Regions from separate parts of the Homo sapiens genome. Here region 2 is linked to region 1. A link is an interaction called in ENCODE POLR2A ChIA-PET data of the cell type or tissue named here. Cell type or tissue: K562. All regions are shown on one strand. Each heading gives the region's core, and the rest is flanking DNA. Links, peaks and the distances in the headings are about the cores only. Region 1 overlaps NUP214 (nucleoporin 214). Region 2 overlaps AIF1L (allograft inflammatory factor 1 like).

Region 1 (5,378 bases), core at 329-5,328:
ATGAGCCACTGCACCCAGCTCTAATTTTTGTATTTTTAGTAGAGATGGGGTTTCACCATGTTGGCCAGGCTGGTCTCGAGCTCCTGACCTCGAGTAATACACCCGTCCTGGCCTCCCAAAGTGCTGGGATTACATGCATGAGCCACCATGCCCGGCCTGATTTTTTGTTTAGAGACAGTGTCTTGCTCTGTTGCCCAGGCCGGAGTGCAGTGGCGTGATCTCAGCTCACTGCAGCCTCCGCCTCCTGTGTTCAAGTGATTCTTGTGCCTCAGCCTCCCAAGTACCTGGGATTATAGGCATGCATCACCCTGCCCAGCTAATTTTTGTATTTTTAGTCAAGGCGGGATTTCACCATGTTAGCCAGGCTGGTCTGGAAGTCCTGGCCTCAGGTGATCTGCCCACCTTGGCTTCCCAAAGTGCTGAGATTACAGGTGTGAGCCACAGCGCCCAGCCACCTGGCCTGTTTTTAATTTTTGAGAATCAAGTTGCATAGCCATGAAGGTTAACAGTCGCCCAAAATTTAAATAAAATTATTGCAGGCCTATAATAAGTTAAATAGCTAAAATTTTAAATAATGACAGATTCAGTTTTTAGTGCTGATAGTGTTCTTTGATTTTGCAAACAAATGAGTATTTCTCAAATGGGAAGATGACTTATATGTTCTATGCTGTGAATAGATAGGTTTAGAATTACTTTCAGCACCGTTTTGTCTCCATTACAGTTAATTTTATGGGTGGGAGAGCAAAATCTAAATGGATGCACTGTCTGAGTACCAGAATGGAATGGAAAATTCCCAGACCATGGAACTGAGAAATGAGAATTAAGCAAGAACATTTGTTCCCTGGGGGCCTAGGCAGCCATACCCATTCTGTTTCCCTTTTCATTGTACCACCTCTCTGCCACCTCTGCCTCCTGGGTTCAAGTGATTCCCCTGCCTCAGCCTCCTGAGTAGCTGGGATTACAGGCACCTGCCACCCTGCCTGGCTAATTTTTGTGTTTTTAGTAGAGACGGGGTTTTACCATGTTGGCCAGGCTGATCTTGAGCTCCTGACCTCAAGTGATCTGCTTGCCTCAGCCTCCCAAAGTGAGGAGCCACCACTCCTGGCCAATTTTGTTTTTCATTTTAATTATAAAGTTTTTTTATGTAACTTTTTTATTTGTATACATTATTAGAGACAGAGTCTTGCTGTGTTGCCCAGGCTGATCTTTAACTCCTGGCTTCAAGCAGTCCTCCTGCCTTGGCCTCCCAGGGTGTTGGGATTATAGGCCTGAGCCACTACACCCGGCCTCATTTTAATTATATAGTTTTAAAAATCGTATTAAAACCTATTCTGTTTTCCTTGTTCATTATGGTTCTTAATATAGAAGTATTTTAGAATTCTTTTGACTGTTTTGATACATCTTCCCCCAAACTATCAGAAAAACAAGTTATTTGCCTTTTAATTTTTTTCTTATAGGAAATTCGGCGCCTTCATCAGTATGTGAAATTTGCTGTCCAAGATGTGAATGATGTTCTAGACTTGGAGTGGGATCAGCATCTGGAACAAAAGAAAAAACAAAGGTGAATGAGATCTCTCATCTGCAATGTGTTGGAATAGATATTGCTATTGCCATTTTAAAAAGGTTATTTAGGAACATATGAAAATCCCAGGCCGGGTGCGGTGGCTCACGCCTGTAATCCCAGCACTTTGGCAGGCCGAGGCGAGTGGATCACCTGAGATCGGGAGTTCGAGACCAGCCTGACCAACATGGAGAAACCCTGTCTCTACCAAAAACACAAAATTAGCCGGGCATGGTGGCACATGCCTATAATCCCAGCTACTATGGAGGCTGAGGCAGGAGAATCGCTTGAACCCAGGAGGCGGAGGTTGCAGTGAGCTGAGATCGTGCCACTGCCCTCCAGCCTGGGCAACAAGAGCGAAATTCCCATCTCAAAAAAAAAAAAACAAGAAAGAGAAAATCTCTACAAAACGTTCATTCTTTTTAACAGTCATTCTACTTGAAATATTTTTCTATAGAAACAACAAATGATACTCAGTAATTTACATAAAATAATTTATATTGCAGTATAATTTATGATAGTGAAAAATTGGATTCAGCCTAATTATCTAAAGGTACAGGAGTGGCTAAATAAATATGGTCGCTTTTTTTCTTAACTACAGAATACCCTGTAACCATTGACTAGCATGTTCTCCAATAAATTATTTAATATATTGAATACATATTCTATGTTCTACAAAATGTATGAATATATAACTATTTCGCTATAATTATTAGATGTAATATAAAAATTTAATAAGTAAAAAGACAAAAGCATATTGGCTAATAAGAATGTGGAGGTACAAAAGTAAATAGATGTAACAAAATATTCGTAGTTATATCTGCAAAACGGGATTAAGGAGAATTTTCCGTAATACTCTTCTGTATATTTCAAATTTTCTTTTTTAGAAAACATTTGTAATTAGTGTGGATAATTAAAAAGATGAGAGAAATGATGGCAAAGTAATGGGAAAACCTTTTAGCATAGTTTTTTATCCCTAGATATTTGGTTTTAAGCCACATATTTTCCACAAGGAGTAGAATGTCATGCACCATGAGAGCATGAAGTGCCCATTAGAAATTTGAAAAATGAATCAGCCATGAAATGTTAGATTTCTGAAACACCTACACTTGATTAATGATTAGCTAGCCCTGTATGAAAACAAACCAAGAAATGGTCTATTTGATGTACTTTTCAGTGGGACAACCTGGGTGTGATATCAGGGACAGGACTATAATATGCTTATAATTTAGTAAGCACAATTCAATAAATTACATTGTGTTATGTGGAGAAAGGCTAAAAATCCCAACTGGAGGACCCTCAGCTTGCAGCATAGATAGGTATAGGGAGATAGAAGTGAGAAGCTCTCCTCCGCCACTATCTAAGGGGAGAATTCTGTGGCCTGTGGACTGGAGCACTTGTCTCCATGGGCAGTGGGGCCCCATTAGAGAACTAGCTCACACACCTGGTTCTGATTCATGTTTAACCATATGGTTTGCTTTCCCACAAGGGAAACAATGGTCTAACCTTACAGTGGGTACATTCTGCTCTGCTCAATGGTTGTATTTCTTTTTGGTAATTAACAAGTTAGCCTTGTAAGAAAGTGCATGATGCTTAAAGAGAAGCCAAGCTTTTTTTTCCTTTGTAACAATTCTGTGGATTTACTACTTATGCTTTTCTGAGTTCTCTTTCTGCAGAGTTCAAATTCTTAAATCTGTACAATTTTCTATTTTGATAGCACTTCTCTGTTTCAGGGCCATCCCTGAATATTACCTTGAACCCTATTGAAATGCCTTTTTTTTTTTTTTTTGAGACTAAGTCTCGCTGTGTCACCCATATTGGAGTGCAGTGGCGCGATCTCGGCTCACTGCAACCTCCGCCTCCGGGGTTCAGGCGATTCTCCTGCCTCAGCCTCCTTGAGTAGCTGGGATTACAGGTGCGTGCCACCACACCTGGCTAATTTTTGTATTTTTAGTAGAGATGGGGTTTCACCATGTTGGTTAGGCTGGTCTCCAACTCCTGACCTCGTGATCCACCCACCTCGCCCTCCCAGAGTGCTGGGATTACAGGCGTGAGCCACCGCGCCTGGCCTGAAATGCCTTTTAAAAATTATATGTTGAACTACCTTGTTACCAGAGGCAGTCATTCAAGTCAGCCCTGAACTCAAAGAGGTAATGGGAAAAAGGGAAATAAATCCAGAGGTTTCTGTTTAGCAAGCATTTTTCATTCCATGATTTGTGTTGAGGCAAAATATACATAGAGTCACTTGTTGCTTAACGTGCGTTCTGAGAATTTCATTGTTAGGCGATTTTGTCATTATATGATCATCACAGAATGTGCTTACACTATGTGTACTTATTACCTAGATGACATCACCTATTACACACCTAGGCGCTTATGGTGTATAGCCTGTTGCTCCTAGACCACAGTACCATACAGCAAGCTTGTCCAACCCACGGCCTGCAGGCTTCATGTGGCCCAGGACAGCTTTGAATGCAATCCAACACAAATTCGTAAACTTTCTTAAAACATTCTGAGATTTTTTTGATTTTTTTTTTAAGCTTATCAGCCAGCATTAGTATATTTTATGTGTGGCCCAAGACAATTCTTCCTCCAGTGTGGCCCAGGGAAGCAAAAGATTAGACACCCCTGCTGTACAGCATGGTTTTGTACTGACTACTATAGACAATTGTAACACAAATCACTAGGCAATAGGAATTCAGCTCTACTGTAATCTTATAGGATCATCGTTGTATATGCAGTCCATCATTGACCAAAATGTCGTTATGTGGCACATGACTGTATTGACATACCATAGCAAAGAAAATTTGGTTTATAACTGATGTGGGATTATTCCTTATGTTTTTATATGTATGATTTTTCCTATCCCCTCTGCAAATTAATGCAGTCAGAAAAAAATTTCAAAGCTACTTAAAGATTTCTACTGAAAAGCGGAAGCAAATAGACCTGTCGCCCTCTACAGTCAGACCTACTTCCCAGAGGCAGCTACTGTTGTCTCTGTCTTGTTTTAGTTCTTTTGGGCAGGTTACCTTCCTGATGCTAAATCTTATGCTGTCCCCCTATTTCTTGACAATAGTCTGAAGAATTAACTGACTCCCATAGACTTCCAGTGAACCTTTTTTTTTTAATTGAATATAATTTACATTCAGAAAAACAGATAAATTCTAAGTAGAAAGCTGACTGGCTTTTTCCTGGTTCCTGACTCACACCTCACTCCTGCCCTTTTCTTCCCAGGGCCTCTCTCAGGTTTCACCTAATGTATGCTGTCCTTTGCTACAGGACTGGCCTGCCTGTTTCCAGCTGTTTTCTCCACATTCCATTTTATCTTCATTAGGCTTTCATCTCCTTTTTATTTTCTAGTAATTTCTTAATGGTTCTTGTCCAGTGCTGGTTCTCCATTTTATCATTTTCACTGTTACCATTGTAGTCTTGTTTGTTTTTTTACTGGGAGATTCCTTTACTTGAACCATTCATGTTTAATTCTTTTCTCATTGTTGTCAACAGGCACCTGCTTGTGCCAGAGCGAGAGACACTGTTTAACACCCTAGCCAACAATCGGGAAATCATCAACCAACAGAGGAAGAGGCTGAATCACCTGGTGGATAGTCTTCAGCAGCTCCGCCTTTACAAACAGACTTCCCTGTGGAGCCTGTCCTCGGCTGTTCCTTCCCAGAGCAGCATTCACAGGTGTGGAGAGGACTTGCACTCAATAAATATGGGTGAATGAATGCATGAACATTTAGGGAGTCTTAGAGTGGTTCAGATATGGGTTTGCAAGTGACTCTGTGTCTCTCACCTGTGTAATCCTGGTCAGGGT
Region 2 (5,378 bases), core at 311-5,310, 57 kb before region 1:
TGCGTGTCCACCCCCAGCTCCATTTGCTGTGTGTTTGTATGTGCACGCACGTGTGTACATAGCAGCACTACTGGAGTGGGCAGAACTGGCCAGCACCTCCTACTCCCCCTACATAGCTGGCATTCCCCGAGCCCTGATGGCATGGTTGGTGACCCCAGGCCAGCCAGGCATGGCCTTATATGGCAATGGGAGAGATTTTCTCCAGCTTCCCACAGGGACAGAGAGAAGCAGGAGTGGGGCTGGGGGCGCTGCCCCTCAGGGTGGCTGTGCCCTGGGACTTAGCAGGAGGCGCTCAGGGGACAGTGAGGGCTGCCACATGAGCTGGCTAGCAAGTGAGGTCTTTTTTCTTTCTTTCTTTTTTTGAGACGGCGTCTCGCTCTGTCACCCAGGGTGGAGTGCAGTGGCGTGATCTCGGCTCACTGCAACCTCCACCCCCTAAGTTTACGCGATTCTTCTGCCTCAGCCTCCCAAGTAGCTGGAACTATAGGCGCGCACCACCACGCCCGGCTAATTTTTGTATTTTTAGTAGAGACGGGGTTTCACCATATTGGTCAGGCTGGTCTCAAACCCCTGACCTCGTGATCCGCCCCCCTCGGCCTCCCAAAGTGCTGGGATTACAGGTGTGAACCACCACACCCGGCCAACAGGTGAGATCTTCAACACAGTAACGAGCTGTGGCTGTGCTCCATGCCCACAGATTGACATTCATCATCTCGCTGACCCCGCAACAGGGCACCCCAGCAGACAGATGCACAGTGAGAATCTGCAGACAGCCCCATGGGATAAGGATTATCATGACTCCTTTTTTTTTGAGACAGGGTCTCACTGGGTTGCCCAGGCTGAAGTGCAGTGGTGTGATCTCGGCTCACTGCAGTCTTGACCTCCTGGGCTTAGGTGATCCTTGCACTTCAGCCTCCTGAGTAGCTGGGACTATAGGCGTGCACCACCACGCCAAGCTAATTTTTTTTTTTTGTGGAGACAAGGTTTCACCATGTTGCCCAGGCTGGTCTCGAACTCCTAAGCTTAAGCAATCTGCCCACCTTGGCCTCCCAGAGTGCTGAGATTACAGGCATACATCACTGTGCCGGGCCTTGACTTCCATTTTAGAGATGAGGAAACAGGCTTAGCTAGATGAAGTCACCTGCAAGGTCACCCAGCCAGGAAGTGGCAGATCTGGGATTCAAACCCAGTCACCCTGGCCCCTGTCACCAGGTGGCTGCAGCCTAGCTATGACACAGGCCTCTCTTGCTTATATCGATAAGGATCTCTGGCTACTGTCCCAATGGTCCAGCCCTCCTGGGTCGAATGAAGGGCACTCAGCATTCCCTGTCACATTTAGGTACCTGATGGTTTTTTGTTTTGTTTCGCTGTTTTTCATTTTGAGACAGAGTCTCACTCTGTCACCCAGGCTGGAGTGCAGTGGCATGATCTCGGCTCACTGCAACCTCTGCCACCCAAGTTCAAGCGATTCCCCTGCCACAGCCTCCCGAGTAGCTGGGATTACAAGTGCCCACCACCACGGCTAATTTTTGTATTTTTAGTAGAGACAGGGTTTCACCATGTTGGCCAGGCTGGTCTCGAACTCCTGACCTCAAGTGATCCACCCGCCTTGGCCTCCCAAAGTGCTGGGATTGCAGGTATGAGCCACTGCACCTGGCCCCTGATGTTTTTTTCAGAAGCCACATGTCATCTGCACTGGGAAGGCAGCTGGGCAGGGTAGGCTGGGTATCTCTGCCCAGGGGTGTATATATCCCCTGCCCTTCCCCCAGCAATGGGGGGCCTCTGAGACCTGACCCAGGCAAGTATGCAGGTGTGTCTTTTTTCCTATGTACCTGGCAGTGCCACTCTGTCCCTGCCCAGGCGAATGTATGCAGCTGGCATTGCTGGGCACCCACCTCTCTTGCTCTTCCTTAATATATTATAAGGGAGATGGTGATAAGTGGCCACGTGAGCCTCTGAGGATTCAGTGTCCCCTGCAGGTCCAACCAGTTATGACCTTGGTGTGGCCGTGTCACAGGAAGCTGGAGATGGAATTTCTGCAGGGTGTGCTTTATTGCATAGCTGCTTGGGAGTTTTTCTTTAGCTGCCCCATCTGTTGGCGAGGATGCGGCATCTGAATGAGGCCCAGGGCTGCAGTGGGGAATGTGAACCCGCTGTCCTTGTGGGTGCACATTACAGGCTTCTGCTACTCACCAGGTGCCAGCACCACTTGTGGCCTGGCCCTGGCCCTTTAAGAGCCTGTGGGCTGCGTCAGAGGTCCTACGCCCCGGCATGGTGCTTCCTGTCCTTGGAGTTCTTGTCCAAGGCCTGAGCCACCAGCCCCTTGGATGGCCTCCAAGATGGTGATATCCGCCCACCCCAAAATTCTGCTGCAGCTGATACAGAAAGACAAGCCTGGAGGGCCAGGAGCAAGGGTTCGCCAGAAGGTGCTAGAGGTACCAGCCCAGAAAGAGAGTTAAGTCAGCGAGGAGCAGGCAGGTGGGAGGGCTTCTGAGGACAGGCACGGCAGGGGCTGCCAGCTTCTGATGGGTTTGGAAACAGCCCCTCCTGGGCATAGCACTTGGGGGCCTCGCTGGAGGCTGGGATGGGCTTGGGGGACTCTGGCGAGCATCAGAGGCTGTAGGTGACCAGGAAAGGCGGCAGTGAACAGATGCTATTGGGGACTGAGATGGGAGGGTTCAGGCAGGTTGGATGGCCCATCACTGCCAGGTCAGCCGGGGGCTGAGGACAAAGCAAAACTTGCCCTTGAGGGATGGCCAGTGGGCCAAGACTTGCCAGGAGGACTTCAGGGCATCACGGAGGAGCACAGCATGGTCGGTGGGTGATGTTCTTTCCCTGCCCTTCCCCCGCACACACACCTGCCTCTCGATGTGGCTTGAGTTTGGATGATCCTAAGACATAATAATAATTTTGAACACTTAGCAAGTGTACTAGGAGCCAGGCTCCTTCTGTGCAATTAGCTCGTTTAATCCTTACCGCAGGCCAGGCACTAAGGCAGGAGGATAGCTTGAGTCTGTGAGGTTGAGGCTGCAGTGATCCTGCAGATCGTGCCACTGCACTTTAGGCTTGGGAATGGAGCAAGACCCTGACTCAAAACAAAACAAACAAACAAAAAAATTCCTTACAGCAACTCAGTGAGGAGGTTCTGCATATCATTATGATCCCATTTGATAGATAAGCCCACTTTATAGATGAAGAGACTGAGGCCTAGAGTGGTAAACAGGTAAAGTTGCCCTGCCCAGAGCCACAGAGCTAGTATGTGCTAAAGCTGGAATGGCAACCCTGGCAAGTTATCCCCTATGTCCTACACACCCTGGGCTCAGAGAGATGATGTGACGTTTTCAACTGTTGTGAACTTGGGCAAGGCCTGTCCCTTCCGGCACCTCGGTTTCCCCAGCTATTGAACAAGGAGGGCAAGCTGAACGCTGTGAGGAGTCCCTTCTGGTTCTGTGGCTGGGTGGATAATTTAACAGCTCTGCCACCTCCCAGGCCCCAGCCTTGGATGCTCTGGTCCCCGGGGACTGAAAAGTGGGCTCAGCTGCCTGTGTGTCACCCCCCAGCTCCTGCCCGCTTGCATTTCCTGGCCCTTTGCTAGGGACTGATCAGGCCACTGTGGCCTCCAGGCCTGCCCCTCTGCATGTCAATAGCCACTTTCAGGGCCCAGAGGCCCCCTGCACTTCTCACACCTGCTCCCCCACCCCAGCACTTTCTACTTTCTGCAGCCGGGAAAACTTGTCTTTGGGGACAGTGGGTTAGATTGTGTGAGGAGGATAGGGGATAGAATAAACCACCTACCCCCACATCTCCCTGGAGGGCTATAAAGTGGTTCCCTGGCCTCTGGAATAACCTCCTGCAGCTGCCGAAGAGGAAAGGTAACTCCCAGTATTGACTTTCTTTGCCCAGAAACCTGCAGCCAGGCTACCTTCTTGTTTGGGGCAGGCATAGACCTTGAATTGCTAAAACTTGGCAATCCTGAGCAAGTTGAGCAACCTCTCTGGGCCTCAGTTGTCCCATCTGTCAAATGGGGATACCTGGAAAGAGGAGAGAGAAATCATAACTGGCCTACTCCACGGGGAGGGGGCCTCCTTCCTAATCTGCTGAATAGTCTGTGAGGGTCTATGGAGGTTATAAGCTGATTGTATGGGCATAAGTATTAGAAAAAAATAATAAACAGCTAACATTTATTTAGTATTTGCTGGCCGGGTGCGGTGGCTCATACTTGTAATCCCAGCACTTTGGGATGCTGAGATGGGCGGACTGCTTGGGCCCAGGAGGTTGAGGTTGCAGTGGGCTATGATTGTGCCACTGCACTCCAGCCTGGGCAACAGAGCGAGACTCTGTCTCAAAAAAAAAAAAAAAATTCATGCAGCCATGAAGTGGATTCAAACTCAGGCATTCTGGCTCCAGTCTGCCTTTTTTTTTTCTTTATTTTGCTTTTCTTCCAAACACCTGGGGTGGCTTCTATCTCTGTCTCCTCTGCCTATGGACCCAGGGTCAGGGCAGCCAGGGGTCCTGGAAAGACAGGGTACCTGTGCCTTTGGCAGGGACGGGGGGAGGATGCCTGCAGGGAGGGAGCTGTGGGTGGTACATGAGCAGGAACCAAGAATCCAAAGCTCAGAGGTGGAGCAGGCGTGGCAGCCTGGCTGGTGGAGTCCTGTTCCTGCCACTGCCCGCCGGGCTCCCCCATCCCCTACCCAGGCATGGTCAGCACAGCTGCCCTAATCCCAGAGCCAGTGAGGGCTGCCCACACATGAGGAGCTCAGCTGCCTCTCCCACCCTGGTCACTTGTGGCCCAAGCATTTGTCATGTTTTGTTTTGTTTTGTTTTTTAAGACAAAGTCTCACTGTGTGGCCCAGGCTGGAGTGCAGTGGCGCGATCTCAGCTCACTGCAACCTGCACATTCCGGGTTCAGACAATTCTCCTGCCTCAGCCTCCCAAGTATAGCTGGGATTACAGGTACGTGTGGTTTTTAGTAGAGACAGGATTTCACCATGTTGGCCAGGCTGGTCTTGAACTCCTGACCTCAGGTGATCCGCCTGCCTTGGCCTCTCAAAGTGCTGGGATTACAGGCGTGAACCACCACACTGGGCTGCATTTGTCATTTTTGGCTCTAAGGAAAAATAGGATTCCAAACCCTAAGCCCCTCCAGCCTCTGTCATGCGTGGGCACACACTTTTGCAAAGCTGCCTGATCGTTGCAGGGGTGAGGATGGAGAAAATAATGGACCGAATGGCAGGCCTGTCCATTCATTCAATGGATGTTTTGTTGTTGTTGTTGTTGCTTTTTTTTTTTTTTTAGAGACAGGGTCTGGCTGGAGTGCAGTGGTGCAGTCAAAGCTCATTGCAGCCTTCACCTCCTGGATTCAAGTGATCCTCCAG

What was found. Peaks named below come from ENCODE experiments on the same cell type or tissue, not always from the same donor. Only the 100,000 strongest peaks of a DNase experiment are listed, where the experiment ranks them.
Region 2: POLR2A ChIA-PET joins it to region 1 with 5 read pairs; 2 of 35 experiments call an interaction of 5 or more read pairs at or near these places.

What each region holds. Positions count from the first base shown.
Region 1 is chr9:131,157,926-131,163,303 of GRCh38, forward strand. It overlaps NUP214 (nucleoporin 214), which reads left to right. Exons shown (of 36, transcript NM_005085.4): 18 at 1,458-1,561; 19 at 5,066-5,248. Among named protein-coding and RNA genes, the nearest start is that of NUP214, 35 kb to the left of the region's middle. In K562, for the core only: no CTCF peak of the experiment used is centred there; DNase peaks (open chromatin) are centred at 2,986 and 4,556.
Region 2 is chr9:131,100,554-131,105,931 of GRCh38, forward strand. All of the region lies in intron 2 of AIF1L (allograft inflammatory factor 1 like), which reads left to right. Among named protein-coding and RNA genes, the nearest start is that of AIF1L, 6.7 kb to the left of the region's middle. RefSeq lists enhancers at 983-1,533, 1,799-2,718. In K562, for the core only: no CTCF peak of the experiment used is centred there; DNase peaks (open chromatin) are centred at 1,238 and 2,298; H3K27me3 peaks cover 3,591 bases.